2 separate regions of the Mus musculus genome follow, and region 1 is linked to region 2. A link is a loop called in an ENCODE intact Hi-C map of the cell type or tissue named here. Cell type or tissue: gastrocnemius. All regions are shown on one strand. Each heading gives the region's core, and the rest is flanking DNA. Links, peaks and the distances in the headings are about the cores only.

Region 1 (8,158 bases), core at 1,305-6,304, 490 kb after region 2:
ACCTTACTCACCTCTTTCAGAAGCCTACTTCCAAATATGCTTCTTACTTTGGAAGCTGGGGTTTTAACCCAAGAATCATGGAGCCGACAAGGTCGCTGTTTGATCCATGAGGGAATGTCCTCTTTCCAATAAGTGAGGCTGTGGCAACTTGACGTCTGCTTTCAGAATGCAGAGGAAAATAAATTCCATGGCTACCTCACACTGTACACAGCCAGGAACACCAAGCGGATCTGGATACAGTGTGATTCAGAAGGGGAGTCAATGTGAAAGTTCAGGAGACTAAACATACATTGCTCCTATCTAAAACATGATCCATAAACTATGATGGGTGTGTGTGTGTGTGTGTGTGTGTGTGTGTGTGTGTGTGTTAGACACTGCTTTCGTTCCATTCTTGTAAGAATGTGACCCGAGACTCTTTCTCCACTTTTCAGATGAGGAGCCTGAGGCTCAGAGTGCAACAACATGAATGAAGTCACTTAGTTAAAGGATATTGAAGTTAGTGGTATGCAACTTGAATGCTCATAGGCATACATACACACACACACACACACACACACACACACACACACACACAAACACACACACACACTGTACTGGCTGACTTTGTGTGTCAACTTGACACAAGCTGGAGTTATTACAGAGAAAGGAGCTTTAGGTGAAGAAATGCCTCCATGAGATCCAGCTGTAAAGCATTTTCTCAACTAGGGATCAAGGGAGGAGGGCCCAGCCCCTTGTAGTTGGTGCCATCCCTGGGCTGGTAGTCTTGGGTTCTATAAAAAAGCAAGCTGAGCAAGCCAGGGGAAGCAAGCCGGTAAGGAACATCCTTCCATGGCCTCTGCATCAGCTCCTGCTTCCTGTCCTGCTTGAGTCCTAGTCCTGACTTCCTTTGGTGATGAAAAGAAACATGGAAGTGTAAGCTGAATAAATCCTTTCCTCCCCAACTTTCTTCTTGGTCATGATGTTTTGCACAGGAATAGAAACCCTGACTAACACACACACACACACACACACACACACACACACACACACACACACACGAACATTTATATTGGAATATATGTGAATGTATATTCCAAATCATTTGTGATGGACTAATTTAAAAAATAAAGGCCAATCATTTAAATAGCAGATTCAAAATTCAAAAACGATGGCCCACAAAGAAGATGAGTCACAAGAAGCTGGAAGCTGGACACAGATGTTTGCAGAGAGATGACAGACAGCAGAGAAACAAGACCAGTAGCACACAGCAGAACCTAACAGAAAGGGAGAAGCCAGAAAAGCTATAGGCTCTGAGCCCTCCAGAGCTACCCTCTCTGGAAAGAGAGGCCAGGGTAGTCCCAAGCGGAGGAGCCTCTAAGCCAATGCACAGTGAATCACTGTTCCCCAAGCACAAGGTTAAAACCAAGTTAGATGTAGATAGAAGACTACTCTTAAGCATGCCATATAAAAGTCATGATGGTGTCATCTATAAATACTTGCTGGTATCAATAGCTTTAAATTATAGGTTGGCATTTGGGTTTATTAAGGAAGATCCTTCGGATGCATTAAAAATCTGTTTACCTTCGGTATTGATTTTTTGATAAATATATTATCCAGAGAGGTTCTGTGCAGTGATTTCTCTAGCAGAGCTGACATTTATTCAATGATATTTGCTTGACTGAATTAAGTAGCAATATATGCTCATCTATCTTTGCGCTATCTGGGAAATTATCTTATCAAAGTTGAGCAAATATTTTATAGAAATCTTAGGGTCTGACATAATATAAAGCTGAGGCAAGGATCTAGCTGTCCAAGACCTTGGAGTTACATATTAATCCCTCATGCCTATTTATACCAAAACAGGACAATGTGTCTAAACAGTATCTTACTCAAGTGTTTGAATGTTTTAAGGTGGTATTTCTTTAAAGAATAAAAAGGATCATCGTTGTATGTAATTTTAAATGATTTTCTCCTCTAATAGTATATACTGGGACTAGTGGATAAGTCCTCTCAGGACAAGTATGGCAGAAGCTGATAGTACGTATTTTCTACAGGCGTCTTCACTCAGCCACACACTCGAAGTCCTCCTCCCTCAATACAGGAACAACCCAGAGAAATCTGGTCACATGGTCCTCTTGGGTTCTTTTCATGTCCCATGTAAATATCCCCCTTGAGGGCAATCTCAGGAAATGTGTTGAAGATGCCAGGGTTGCCGCAGCTTAGATGTATGTGTGCAGACCTCAACCAGGTTCACCCTCCCATCTGGAACCACCCTGGACCATAGAAGAGATGGAAACTAGGGATTCAAAGTGGTAAAGCCTTACACTATGAGATCTGCTTATCACAGCACCTGGGTTAACACAGAGACCCCTGCCTCTCCAAATTTAACAAAATCGAAAGAGTTCTGTATTCATTAGAAAACCTCAAGTGTTAAGCTAGGGATCTAGATGACAAGGCCTACTCAGCTCAGACATGTTGCACTCTCAGAAGTCATCCAACAAGTCAATAGCCATTTGTAGGTAGCTACTTTATGTGTTCCTATGAAGGAGCATACAAAGAAAATGACAGTGTCCTATAAGAATGAAAGAAATCATGGCTTAGCTAGGAGTATGACACTTCTGCAAATTGAGAAGTATTACAGACAAAGCCTTCTACTATAATGCACACACAAGACAAACTCAAGTTCCCTTAAAAGGCAAATCCCTTGGTCACAGTTCATTTTCTTGTTTATTCGTTTTTAAGCTACAATACAGAATAGGTTTTATTGTGACATATTTACACATATCTACCACAGTGCCTTATTCCTATCTACCACCTACACACATACATCACCCCCATCACAGCCTGTTCTTTGGTTTCCATGTTTATGTCTTATCTGTTTTGGTGCACGAATATACACGTGTGCTTAACCAACTTTCTTCTCCAGTTCTCAAGCTTACAACCATTCCCTGCAAATTAGCTTCTGATTCTTTTCTTTTCTTTCCTTTCCTTTTCTTTTCTTTTCCTTTCAGTTTTCTGGATGCAAGTTCCTTAGTACAGAAAAGCACTGGGCTTAAGAATTGAAAATCAATCATCTTTCCAGGGAGATTGGTACAAATAACAAGAATAGCCACAAATGCAGCAAATACCAAGGCTCTAACAGGCTTTGTAACAGTTCTTAATTTTGAAAGGTATTATTGAGCTTGTCAAATAAAAAAAAAATTCTAAGAATCTCTTCTTTAATATACTTGAACTAAATATAAAGCAGTCAAGAGAGATAGAGAAAAAAAAAACCCACATTTACCTAAATTATAAGATCCTACGTAGCTAGGAACACTTTTTAGAAATCCCTTTCCCTTTGTGTTATTGGGGACACAGAGGAAAATAAGACTAGACTCTCTACTTATGATGACTTCAGAAGTCTGTGGTCAGATCTGACCACTGGGATTGACTCTGAACCACACAGAGGTTAGGATTGGCCTGGTACTGGCTCCCCACCATAGGCAGTGCTCTAGGAAATCTCTGCCCCCTGCTCTGCTGGGGATGAGTCCTTAAAGAAAACATTGGTCTTATCCACTACAGATTACTAACGATAGATGACTATATGCAGTGCAAAGATAAATAAGAATTCTCCACAGGCCCAAACAGGCCAGAGGCCTAGGGAATATTCATTGTCACACTTTAAGTATCTGCATCTGAAGCAGAAGTCAAGCCAGACACCTGGGGCCTGGAGCCCTGGTCCCAGTAAAAGGCTGAAGGATTACAAGTCTCCACCTGCTGGGGAATTTGAGGAATTACCAAGAGCAGAAGGTGTGGCTTGGCTGAAAGCTTATCCGAAGGAACTGAGTAAGAAAGCACTACCTTTTCTGGGAGATTCCAATGTGCTTATTTCTGTCTAGCACAGCTACAGCTTTTAGTCATCAAAGGTTGAAATGCAACAGTGTGGTGTTTCTGGTTGTTGGTTGGTTGCTTGCCAAAGTCAACAGTGTATGAACCAAACGGGGCCATTTCATGGAGATCTTCTGTCTCTCTGTGAAGGTAATGAATTCATTCTGAAGTTGTGCTTGAGAAAAAAGCTCTTCATCTTGGAGGACACAAAATCAGTGCCTGATCATGATAGGCATACCACAAGAGTATAACTTAAAAAAAAAAAAAAAAAAAAAAAAAAAAAAAACCCAGTGGGTCCCAAAATAAAGTGAAAATGGACAGGAAACCAAACTGTGGGCTGGAGGGAGGTGAATGGATGTTGTGGGAAGATCTGAGGTGGGGGATGGGTCAGCACTCATTGTGTACACATGTGAAACTGTTAAGGGAAAATATTTAAGGAAAGAGAGAACCAATGAGCTAAGAGATCATCTATTTCTTCCCCTCCAAGCTTATAGCATACAAGCTAAAGAAAACTATTCAAATCACTGCCTTAACTATATTACCATAAAAGTCAGGGTTCATACCTTTGACATATCAGCAAATCCAAGTAGAACACAGAACTTTCCTCTAGAAATAAATCTGTCCCCTCCCATGAGTGACCTATGGATGGGGGTGAGGAAAAACCCACCCGTGAGGTGAACTGTTATTGATTTTTATATAATTTCCATCAAGCACCATTTCCAAGTCTCTCTGAAACGTGTTTAGTCATCTTTATACCATCTTGTCACTATACATTTCATAATAGAAGAAGTCGAACTGATTTTATCATGACACTATATATGACAGCTAGCAGTTAAAAACCTCAGAAGTGGTACTACTGAATGAATTTAGATGGCCCTGCTCATATATATGTTTGAATAATTCACTTTACTCTGCCTTCTATTCCTTAGAAATCCTATACTCAATTTCAAATGTATGAATATTAATCCTATTTTCCAATTGTTCTGGAGCATGAGATTTCATAAACTCACCCTTCACAGAATTAATAACATCCACACACGGTTATGTTGCCTGCTAAGATGCCATTCGGCGTGTATTATTTTATTTGAAGCTCTAGTGAAATGTATTTGTTAGTATAAAGAACTCAGTAACCGAATGAACTATTTATATTATCTTTATTCAAAGAGAGAGTGAATTATCATCCCCAGGGGTATCCTTTATTCAGTTTCTAGAAGTTCTTCCCCTCTTTTCCTTGCTGGCTTCTCTGCAAACTATAAATTGAGGTAGTCATCTCTTAAGAAAGCCTTTCACAGGACTTCTCCGAGCATCTTCCTGGACCCCCAAAGTCCCTGAGATCCTTCCAGGGAACCTCAAATAAAACTATTTCCATGATAACAGAACACTTGACAGTCCTGTCCCCACGTTCCTCTCACCCATTCACAGGTACAGTGTTGCTCTGCTGCCCAAGGGAACGGACGGATGCTCATTCTCCTTGTGTTCCCCACCCCCACTCCCTGCCCAGTTTTCTTACATAATCCGAAAGTTAGCAGTAGGCATTACCCACATTGACACTTTAAATCTTTAAAAAAAAATCTCAGATATGAAAGGCATCCTACCACTGAAGAGTCTGAGATTTGTTTCCTAAATCCTCAGAGGTGCAATACATAGTTTATTTTCTTCCTAGGTACCCTACAGTTAGCCCAGTGTGACATCTGGAGGACAGTTTTCTGGTGTCACCACAGAGACCACAGACCAGGCATTTTATAAAGAAATGCTCATCCCCCATGGCAGTGAAGGCAGATGAATTTAATCTTGTTCCACTGGTACCCATGGAGGCTTTGTGCTATGTCACAGCACTGAAGAGAGCATCACACAGTAACAAGGAGAGGTCATGTCTGCCTGGGGCCCTACAAACCCCTCCATGGGGCCACACCCTCAGGACTTTAGGAACCTTAACCTCCCCAAGACCTTATGTCCAAATATTATAAAACCAGCCTATGAAGCTAGGGATTGGTTCCAGCATGAGTCACTCAGCATAAAAGATCCTCTATGTTCCCACAGTCTACAGCCAAGACGGCAAGAAGCCGGAAAACATGGTAAAACTTATCCTTGATCGGCAAGCTTCTTCACATCTCATCAGTCAAGGCAGATGTGTTCGTGTATAAAATAGGCAACACGGATGCACAATACCCCAGCATGTCTGGGAGACAGTGAAGCAATTATCCAGGTCGACTAACGATGGCAAAGGCTACATGTGCTGTCAGCTCATCTCTTTCCACAATGATCCAACACCACTGCTAACAACCACAGGGGCTGCATTGGCTCTCAGCTCCCCACTGCCTGTCACTCACTTGACAGCTATTCACCTGCATAAACTCTTCTTTGACCTCACCACACGAATTTCAGGAAACATGGGAATAGATTTTGTTTGGCTGTGACCCACACAAGCCTACACGTTTAAGATCATTTTCCACAAAACAATAGGGAAACTGTAAACAAAATAGTAGTGAATGTTTGCCCACATCAGCGTAGTGCTATTGTCTAACATGGGCACTTTGTATACTTTAGCAGCCTTTATTTGACTACTGTTTTTAACAACCAATTAGACATAATAAATTGTGCCATAGACAAATCGTTCAACCTTTTCTGGTGACCAAGGTCCAGATAGATTAAAAGAAATTAACATTATGTTTAAAGAATCACTTTTGTTACTTTTGATCTGTGTATCTGTGTGAGTATATGTATGTGCGTGTGAGTGCAGTCCCCAGGACAGCCTGAAGAGGGCATCAGATCCCCTGGTGCTACAGCTACACACAGATGTAAAGCTGTCCCCCATGGGTCCTGGGAGTTGACCTCTCGATCTCATCAAAAGCAAGCCACAAATGCTCTTAATCAGGAGCCGTCTCTCCCTCCCAGAAATTAACATTCCTGTCTGAACTGACTCATCTGGGCCAAGTAACAAAGTCGTCTGTCAATGCTGGTGAGAGCCAGTGACCTCCCAGCTGAAGGCTACACACTGTATCATTTTGTTTCCCAAATAACAAGCATTGATTGCAATGCTAGAAAGGTCACTTGTCATCAGCTCAGTGGTTGACCTACTGGCAAATTGTATCCTGTCACTCCCCAGGACTCCAATAAGTTAAGAGACACTTTGTTTATAGAGAATAATTAGGGAGGTCACAGTGTTTCCACAAGGTGTGAGATCCCGGGATGTTTCTTGTGTTCAACAGCATAGGCAAGAACAAACAAATGTCATGAAAATAAATGACGAGTTGAGGATTTTAGAATTTCCCAAAACCAAGCCCAGGAACTCCATTTTTTCTAGATTTAAAAGCATGGGATCAGACACAGCCTATGTCTTCAAGTCTATTAGTAAGGATGAAGGTGTTGGATACATTCTCTAAAATTGGCAATGTACAAAAGACAGCGTTTTCAACACTGGAGCTGGAGAGATGGTTCACTTAGCATGAAGACCTGAGTTTGAATCCCCAGCATCTGTGTAAACACCAGGGGATGATGTCATGCATTTTTATCCCAGCAACAGGGAGACAGAGAATAGGAAGTACCCTGGGGTTTCTGGCCAGCCTGCTTAGCCAAGCCTAGCTCCAGGATCTGCAAGAGACTGTCTCAAAAATAGAAAGTGGAGAAGTGATTAAGGAAGTCACCCAATGGCAAACTCAGATCTTTACAGAAAGGCACACAATGTGTACATGCATTTGCCACACATGAACACATATACACAGAAAGAAAGAAATAGTTCTATGGTTAACAATTAAAATCATACAACTAAGGACCAACCCCTTGAAGGACAAATTTTCATTGACATCACCATACAAGCACTGCTATCTGTATTAGTATGCTACCTCAGGTATGTGATGCGGACACTTACTGCCACATAATCAGATGTTTGAACTTGTCCGCCCACCAGATAGAGGCCCTATGATTGTCCAGCAGACAATTAATTAAATAGCCATATTTATTTCTCTTCCAACCACTTAAGCTTCAGAACACTGCATTAAAATATAATTTGTCACTATCTAGAAGAAAGTATCGGTTAACTAGGCATTAAAGTCCACTTATTTAAAATAATGATCTGCATAATCATTTCCTAGAGTTTGCCAAGAAATAGACAGGAGCTTTCCTATAGTTACTCTTCCTACTCTGAAGAGGACAGAGACACATGCAAGTACAAATTCAAAAATAAAACTTCCCAATCCCCATTTTAATGCACTTTTTCCAATGTGTCAGTCAGCCAGCAAGGTATCTACTGACAGGATATGTTATACTTGATATGTCTACTGAGACCTAAGACCAGATCATGAAGGACTTGTCC
Region 2 (8,158 bases), core at 1,165-6,164:
TGGGCCTAGAAGGTCTTACTACCCATGTGGCTGGATGGGGCTAGGCGGTCTAAGCTTTAAAATATTAAAATGTCTGTGTGATTATTTGGGGAACTAGCTGGTCAAGGAATACTGACACCATATTGATTTTGAGCATTGACTACTATATGCAGAAGATTCACAATCAGTTTTATAAGTCTCCTCTCTGAGTATGCAGCTCCAATGTGGAGGCTGGAGAGGAATCTGATACCAACTCTGGGACACCCTATTTGTCAGGGCAGAGGGGCATCCTACCAGGAGGTCCACCATGTTTGGTTTGTTGTTCCTCAATGTCTTGACAGCATGGAAGACATCCACAGTTCTCTGGTGTCGGAGCATCTCACAGACAATGCTGATGGCACAGAATGTACCACTGCGGCCTCCTCCGTTCCTGTCATAGAGGAAATGAGACAGTTGGACAATGTTTGTGGTCATGCTGCTTCTCACCCATGGCCTGAGACATATGGTCTGAACCCCAGAGAAAGGTCAGAATGAAGGTGCAAAGAGAGCTAGCTGACTTAGCATGTCGCCCACGGTTCGAATCTCGCTTTATCTGTGACCCAGACTATTATTTCTGATATGGTACCTTACTGATAAGGAAAATTAATGACAAGGGGTGGGGGTATGTGCAAGCACTTGACCTTTGAAGGTTACTAGAATTTCTCTATCGCTGAAACATGAGGGCTATTTAAAATCTTCAACGAACAAAAAACCAGCTAAGTTTAAACACATGAGACCATTGTAAATACAGCACACAGCGTTCCCTTGCCCAACCCGTGGTGCACATTTAACATAACCACCACACGCCATCAAAGTCAGAAAGAACGGTGCCACCACACTGGGCTGAACTATGATACAGGCCTCCATCTTTGTTACCGGTTTCTGCAGTAAGGCCCTTTTGTGGCTCAGGATCTAATCTTGCATTCAGCTGTTTCTCACATCTCCTTGACCTTCTCCAGTCTTTGAAGGGGTCACCTGTCTATCACCTTTCCCTTGTCTTTCTTCATATGGCTACTTCTGAGGCGATCTGGCTGGCTGCTTTGTAGAATACATAATTTGGAATGTAGAAAGGCTTAGAAGAGACCTGTCCTGTGTCCTGGCCACAGTTTGAAAAGGTCCCTGCCAAGTCCCACCGTGCTTTGTCCTTCCCTCTGGGTTCATTTGATTATATATATATACATATATATATATATATATATATATATATATATATATATATATATATATATATATATATTTTTTTTTTTTTGTCACTGGAGATGAGGGATTGGACTTCATGAAGAGAGCCAGAGCAGGAGTCTTACAGCCTCTGTGGGGATCCATGCATTGATGTGTCTTGGCCCCAGGATGTTCATCTTACCCATAGGACGATGTTGGTAAGGATTTTCACCATCAAGTTATCATCCTTCTCTTAGTAGTTAATACGCATTTTGGGGTGAGAAACCTTGGGACTATGTAAATATACTGATTCTCCTCAATCACCCTTGATTTTCACACACAGGGGCAGGTCTTGTTTTCAGCCATTAATTACGACTGTCTTATTTGTCTAATGTTGGCTTTATATTTTCTTCCTGTGTTCAGCATTCTACCATAAGCAATAGCTCTCTCTCCTACCATTTGAAAATGTATTTGTTTTTATTATTTATACTGACCTTGACAGGTTGGTATAGTGATGAATAAAAGCTGGGAACTGTATTATGTGTGCTAAGATCTACCAGTCACTATTTTCATTGCCCCCCAAACAATCCTGCTCTAGCCATGAGGAGTCCATGTTCTTACCGCCTTCTTCTTTTTTTTTTGGATCACATCTGTATTTTCTAGAATGATCTTCTTGTACTCTCCATGCACTGGCTTCTTTTGTGAGAGGTAACTAGCCTTTCCCACATTCTTAAGCCTGGCACTGCTATCATTCTGAGGGAGTGGCGAGACACAGTATGGACATGGTGGCTGGAAGACAGCTTTGTGGAGTAGATCCTCTTTCCTCTCGCTTTTATGTGAGTTCTAGGCAGGCTTGTGCAGCAAACGCCTTGACCTGATGAGATATCTCATTGGCCTAACATGGCTGGTTGGATATCACTGAGTATATAACTCTCCAGTAGGTATTGGAGTTACGTTTTGCAAATGTGCATTCGCTGGCTCTATCGGATCCACACACAGTGTCTCCGTCAGCCCCCGAGTTCCTCCCTTCCTCACACTGCTGTACCCTGGTCAGTTCTACAGCATCTCTAGCCCTTGGGAACATTGTTTTGTGTTGTCAAATATTCAGCCGTTCTGATGGGCAAGCAGTGGTTTTAATGAGGATTTTTCCACTAAACCCCAAATGGTGTTGGTTACCTCTCTTTAGATGTTTTTGTTTTTGTTTCCCTCTCTCTCCAGTGCTGGGAATCAAACCCAGGACTTTGCGTATGCTAGACAAGGGTTCTACCATGAAGCTACACGCCACGCTTTCTCTTCCAACGTGTGATCCTTGTTAACCCTTTTGCTCATTAAACACTAAGGGGTTGGATGTTCTTGTTCTTACGGTTTGCAGATGTGTGGCTTGCAGCGCCCTCCTCCTGCTTTCTCTCCTTATCTATGCACACCTTGTAAATGAGGTCATCATTTCAGTGAAATTCAGTGCATCACCACATCTCCCCGGTGGCCAGTATTCTGTGCCCTCTCTCACTCTTACTCAGCCCTCGCTAACCTCCTGCTCTCGAGGAGTTCCTCCCACGTGTTCTCATGGAAGCTCTGCTCTCTGCTTTCAACAGCTGGGGATGGTACATCCAAAAGGAGTGAGGTGGATGTGTCCAGTGTCCCCGCTGCCCTGCAGTCACTTGCTGTTGGTCAGGCGACACAAGCGCATCTGCTTCTGCTTCTGAGTTTGCTCTTTGTACGGATTTTTCCATGGTCCTTGCTCATTGGCTTTTTACCTCCTGTTTCAACAGCTGCTCACGACCACGTCCACTCTTTCCACAGTTTCAGAATGAGGACATAGTTTTATTTTAAAAACAGTAAGACATTTATAAGAAGGAAGAGAATTCTCTGCATACACTCCCCTGAGTATCATCTGGCCTAGGGAACCACTCCACCTGCAAAGCTCTCATGCAGGTGTTCTCTGCCCTCACCAATAGGTGGCGCTGCAACATGCAGAATACCTCACAGAGGACTGCTAAACAGCTTACAAAGCTTATTATTATTATTGTTATTATTATTATTTTAACTTCCTGACCAATACTGGAAGATACCAGTTTAAACCTTCTTGTAAGCGAGGAAAAGAAAAGAAAGGGAGAGGAAAGGAAGAAGGGAAGGAAGGAAGGAAGCAAAGCAAAGCAAAGCAAAGCAGTTTCTCTCCAGGTCTGAGTATCACACCCAACATTATACCCAGAAAGCAAGGAGCAGCTGCACCGGGAATTATGGGAGCTTGAGGGTGTGGTGCCCCAACAGAAGATAAGAAGGGAAGTCAGGTAGGCAGGGGGGGAATAACAGACACCCCCCACTCTTTGTGAAAGCCAAATTGCCCGCTCTTAGAGACACCACACAGAACGGGTTGTGTCTGCTTAGCTTGAGGGTCACAGCCGGCTTTTGGAAGAACGTTGCCTGCAAGGCGCAGTGATGGAACAGGCCTTTGCATATTTCCTTCATGCCCCTCCCTCTTTCATCTATCCCCACTCGTGACCTATTCTTGAGGGTTCCAGAACTGAATTCTGTTAGAAAGCTAGTCCAGGCTCACAATAAGTTACACTTCCAGATATGATGTGGAAGGGCTATTTGAAAACCACTTTTAATAGTAAGATTATAAACAACTGTTCGGGGACTGCAGCCTGGCAGTAGAGCACTGGCCTAGCATGCCCAAAGCTCTGGATTCTATCTCCAGGACCATGAAACAAAACAAAAACAACCCCATGCAAACCAAAGTCTTACAGATCTAATGTCAGCTAACTGGATGTTAATTTCCCTGCTGGGATTTTTTTTTTTAAATAGCTTAGGTTCTTTATTTCTTTTTGTATGTTAGCTAGGAGTTCATGTGCACTGGGCTCCAGTGACCCAGGCTCCTTCCCGTCGTCCTTACTGAGTGATCTTGTCTGGGCGGGGCAGGCTGGAGCAGCAGTTGGATACAGGGGTTTTTCTCTCTGGTTTCCTTTCGGTTGTTTCCCTTCCGTCATTTCAGGAAGCCATCTTGGCTCGCAGAGCGCTTGATAGGCTCAACCTGCACATCCATTGGCAGGGCTCTTGCCTTAACTCACTCGCTTACAAAATGACGCCTACGACGTGCTGAGTGATATAGTAGACTCTTGTCCAGGGCAACGCTTACGGGGTGTTTCTGTGTGAGCAGTGCCCATTCCTCGGATGGTGACAATATCACCCTTCTTGTAGATTTGCATGTACCTGGCTTCCTTCCCCTACAAGTCCAACTCTGTATTTCCTAAGAGGCCTGGAGAACATAGTGTGTGTGCCTATTCGATGTTAGTACGTGTCATCATGGCAAGTTACTGGAAGATGGCTGCCTAGGCCGGGGAAGAAAGGCTGCTGCAATTCGATCCACTGAGTACGGTGAACGCTTCTTTTGAGTCTGACGAATAAGAAGGGGGATGGAATAGATTTCTGAAGCATCGAGTCCATGGATAGGAACGGAGAGGAGACAGCGGTGAGGGAGGGGTATAGTGCTCCTCACAAGACAGACGGGGAAGACTTAGGTGGGAGCTGGGATGTTCTGGAGACTCTTTCCAAGGGACTGAGGAGAATTCAGGGCTTCCACTGCCTGAGGTAAGGGCAGGGAGCAGGGGATAACCCGGCCTCTTACCCACTTGCCACATAAACTTAGGGTGGTCTGGTCTGCAGAAAAGCTCATTGCCCTTCAATCTGGGACTGATCTTCTCATATGGGTCTAAGGATTCTCCTCAGAAACACAGCGTATGCTCACACCCTTAACTGGCCCAGATGTCTGAGCACCTTCCCCGACTGCCATGCTCTTTAACTGCCTGTTCCGTTAGGCCAGTTCAGCTGGATAGTTAGCTGTACATCCCTGCCAGTGAGAAAGTGTGGGTGAAAGTGCTCTGGGAAGCAAGGCACTCTCTCCTCGAGGCTCTCAACGTTGACAGCATGCAGGACTCATCCAGGAGTTCTCCGTGCACAGATGCCCGGGTACCACGTGGAGACTGGGAGTTAATTGGTTTCAGTGTGGCCTGAAGGCAATGCTTACTGCCACTGTACACGTCCCATTGGAAGCATCTGGCTGGAGGCTTTTTTACATTTTAGCACCTACTACAACTGTTGCCCTAGATGTCACCCTTAGAGGACACTGGTTCTGCGCTTGTCAACTTTCAGTCCCTGTAACAAACACTGGAATTAAACAGTTCATATGGAGATGACGGCCCACAGCTCTCCATGACTGGCTGGTCCTGTGGGTTCAAGCCCGTGATGAGGCATTGCACCACTGGGGAAGGCATGTGGCAAAGGATGGAAGACACAAGAAGGAAGAGCGCAGAGTCCCAGGTACCAGGACTGGACTATTAGATTTAAAATGGTGAATTAAATCAAACTCTGTGGGGCTTCTAGTTTCTTCTGTATGTACAGCAAGGGGAAGGCGAGCTGCGTGGAGGAAATGGGGCACGTCACCCGAGGTGAGAGCTCTGGGATACTCACAAGCAGTGCACGACTGTGCGGCCTTCGCCGCCATTGTATTCCTCCTGCCACTTGTCCACCTGGCGTATGAGCTTCAAGAAGGAGCGCTTGGACACGGGCGTGTCCCTGTACATCGGCCAGCCCAGGAACTGGAACTGCTGAACCATCCGATGTCCATCCTGGGGCTGCAGAGGACAAGGGACCAATCAGGGAGTGGAGGAAGAGGCCTGACTTACCTTACTGGGTTGGGGGGGCTGACTCCGCCCACTTGATCTTCCCTGACTCCTCCTACTTGGTTTTCCCATCAGGGCAAGGCATTAGTTACTAGGGAGACTCAAGCCAGTGCATAACAAAGGGTGATTCTGCAGGCCTGGAGAGTTATGACTTTAATCTCCAGTGGTTATAAAGATCCAGGTGTTTTAAATGACAGGGCATCGTAAACCAGAGTAGAGCAGAATGCTTACATTTTGCAAAAGCCCAGAGAAAAATAGCAACAAGATTAACCATGCTGTGTATTGTGTGGAAAAATGTCTTCACTTTAATTACAAGTAAATTAAAGGTAAGGGATAAATTATAACCTGGAAATGTTTGTGAGTTCAGTGCGATGTGGATTCTGCCCTGTTTTCTATATAATATGGCTTTGCTTAATGATGCAGCTTTCGGTGAGCGATCAATCTTTAATTAATCAGTGCATATAATTAAACAGGATTATAGAAATTAAAAAGCATTGCTGGCTTCAGCTTCGGAAGGACCCTCTTGGCACAGGTAGGTCTCTCAGGTACGCTGGTCAGCTCTTACCCCACCTCTGCCTCAGTCTCCACTCTTCCCAGACCTGGGCTGACAGAGCCTCTGGCCTTCAGATCTAGAGTTTTCCGTTTCCCTCTGGATATCATTGGTGGATACCAGTCAGTCACCATTTAGAGCTCTTTCCTGAATGACACCCTCATGTACTCAAAAGCCAACCTCAGGGATCAATCGTCCTCCCACACCTACTGTGTTCCAAATTGAGCTTAGTTTCTTACTGCCTCCCATGTCTGTTTTTCCCACAGGCCAAACAACCCCAGCTAATGATGATCCTGCCACTTCTTCTTGGGATCCATTTCTTGAGAGTCACCTTGACTGTCTGGGATCCACCCTCAGGATCAAGCAGGCTCTCTCCACTGCTTATATCTCCAATGCCACCACTCCTGTCCTGCCACTGTCACCTGTCATCTGGGTCCTTCTCACGGCTGTCTGGACTGTCTCTCAGAATCTGATCTCAAGGCAGAAACCAGAGAGTCCATTTCCAGATGTAGATGGTTAGGTGGCACACTTCTCCTGGAAACCTGTAGTGGCTTCATTGCTTTCATGCAAGAGCTGGCTGGCTAGCAGTGGCAGGGAAGGCCCTGCAGATTCCTGTGCCTCAACCCTCAGCGCCTCCTGTCTTAGCTCACTTGTCTCCAGACACAGCAGTGTCCTAGTGTGTCTGGAACGCAACAGGTTCTGCCCCTCCACAGAGCCCCTTTGTGGCCACTTCCTGCCTGAGAGCTGTCTTTCTAGAGCGCTCCTGGCCACTCCCTCCCTTTCTCAGTGTCTGCTCACATGGCATGCCCATTGCAAATGAGAACAAATGATCCCTTTGCTGCGTAACCTGGCACTCTTTTTCCCTTTAAGATTTACCGCTTTCTGGCACACCATAATTCCGTTATGCCTGTTATTCGTTGCCTTCTGATAGAGGTTCTTTGTTTTAGTCAAGACCCTTTCCTGGGGCCCATCTTTGCAATCCTTTGTAAAACTCATTTTTTTTTTTTACAACCCCCATTCTGTCAGTTTAGCAAGTGTCTTGCCCTCCAATAAGGGACCACTCCATATCTGATCAAGTTCTTTAGCTTCCACCGTGCCTTAGTGATGTTGCTCCCTGGCCCATCTTCAGCAAGACCCTCTTGTCTCCACCTACTGACTATCATCTGTTCTAGAATAGACTCACGCCCTTGCTGGGATCAGGGAGCATTTGCCACTTTGTTACAGTGTTAAACAAGTAGCATTTGCCACTTAGTGACAGTGTCTAACAAAGTCTTTCTTATTGTGCTTTACCTTGTTAAAAACTCTCTTTAACAAGCTTCCTCTTAGCATATAAGCCCCATAAGGCCTGGGATTTGTTTTGTTGACCGAGAAGTTCCAACCCCCTAGAACAGAGCCTGCTATTGATAGATTAGACATGCCAACACCATGCAGGTAAGATGAAAGTGGAAACCCAGTTCAAGCACGGTTGGCTTGGCTCTTACTCTGGAGGCGTTGTAAATCCTGAAAATTCTGCTGATGATGTCTTCTTCTAAGTCTGCAGACACGAATTCCACCTGGATGGGGCCATGTCTGTGCACTCCATTTTCTGGCCAGTACTGTGGACACAGCTGAACCCAGAATACAACAAGAAGTGTAATTACAAAGGTGACTGGACGGCAGTTTGGATATGATCAGCATTGACAAAATTATTTGAGCTCCAATTCTTTTATTCTACTACTCTGGTTGTTTTCTCAAAAAGTGTGTGTTAGCCAGG

Evidence for each region. A loop is a pair of places that touch in the nucleus more often than their neighbours do. Peaks named below come from ENCODE experiments on the same cell type or tissue, not always from the same donor. Only the 100,000 strongest peaks of a DNase experiment are listed, where the experiment ranks them.
Region 1: a loop joins it to region 2, with 3 times the contacts of the local background. A loop is called at or near these places in 5 of 42 quality-filtered maps.

The regions. Positions count from the first base shown.
Region 1 is chr17:67,172,254-67,180,411 of GRCm38, forward strand. All of the region lies in intron 2 of Ptprm (protein tyrosine phosphatase, receptor type, M), which reads right to left. Among named protein-coding and RNA genes, the nearest start is that of Gm52313, 110 kb to the right of the region's middle. In gastrocnemius, for the core only: a CTCF peak has its summit at 3,743; a DNase peak (open chromatin) is centred at 3,695; H3K27ac peaks cover 294 bases.
Region 2 is chr17:66,677,728-66,685,885 of GRCm38, forward strand. It overlaps Ptprm (protein tyrosine phosphatase, receptor type, M), which reads right to left. Exons shown (of 31, transcript NM_008984.2): 28 at 7,887-8,012; 29 at 5,644-5,807; 30 at 274-409. Among named protein-coding and RNA genes, the nearest start is that of 1700016K05Rik, 33 kb to the right of the region's middle. In gastrocnemius, for the core only: a CTCF peak has its summit at 3,119 (motif pointing right); a DNase peak (open chromatin) is centred at 3,130.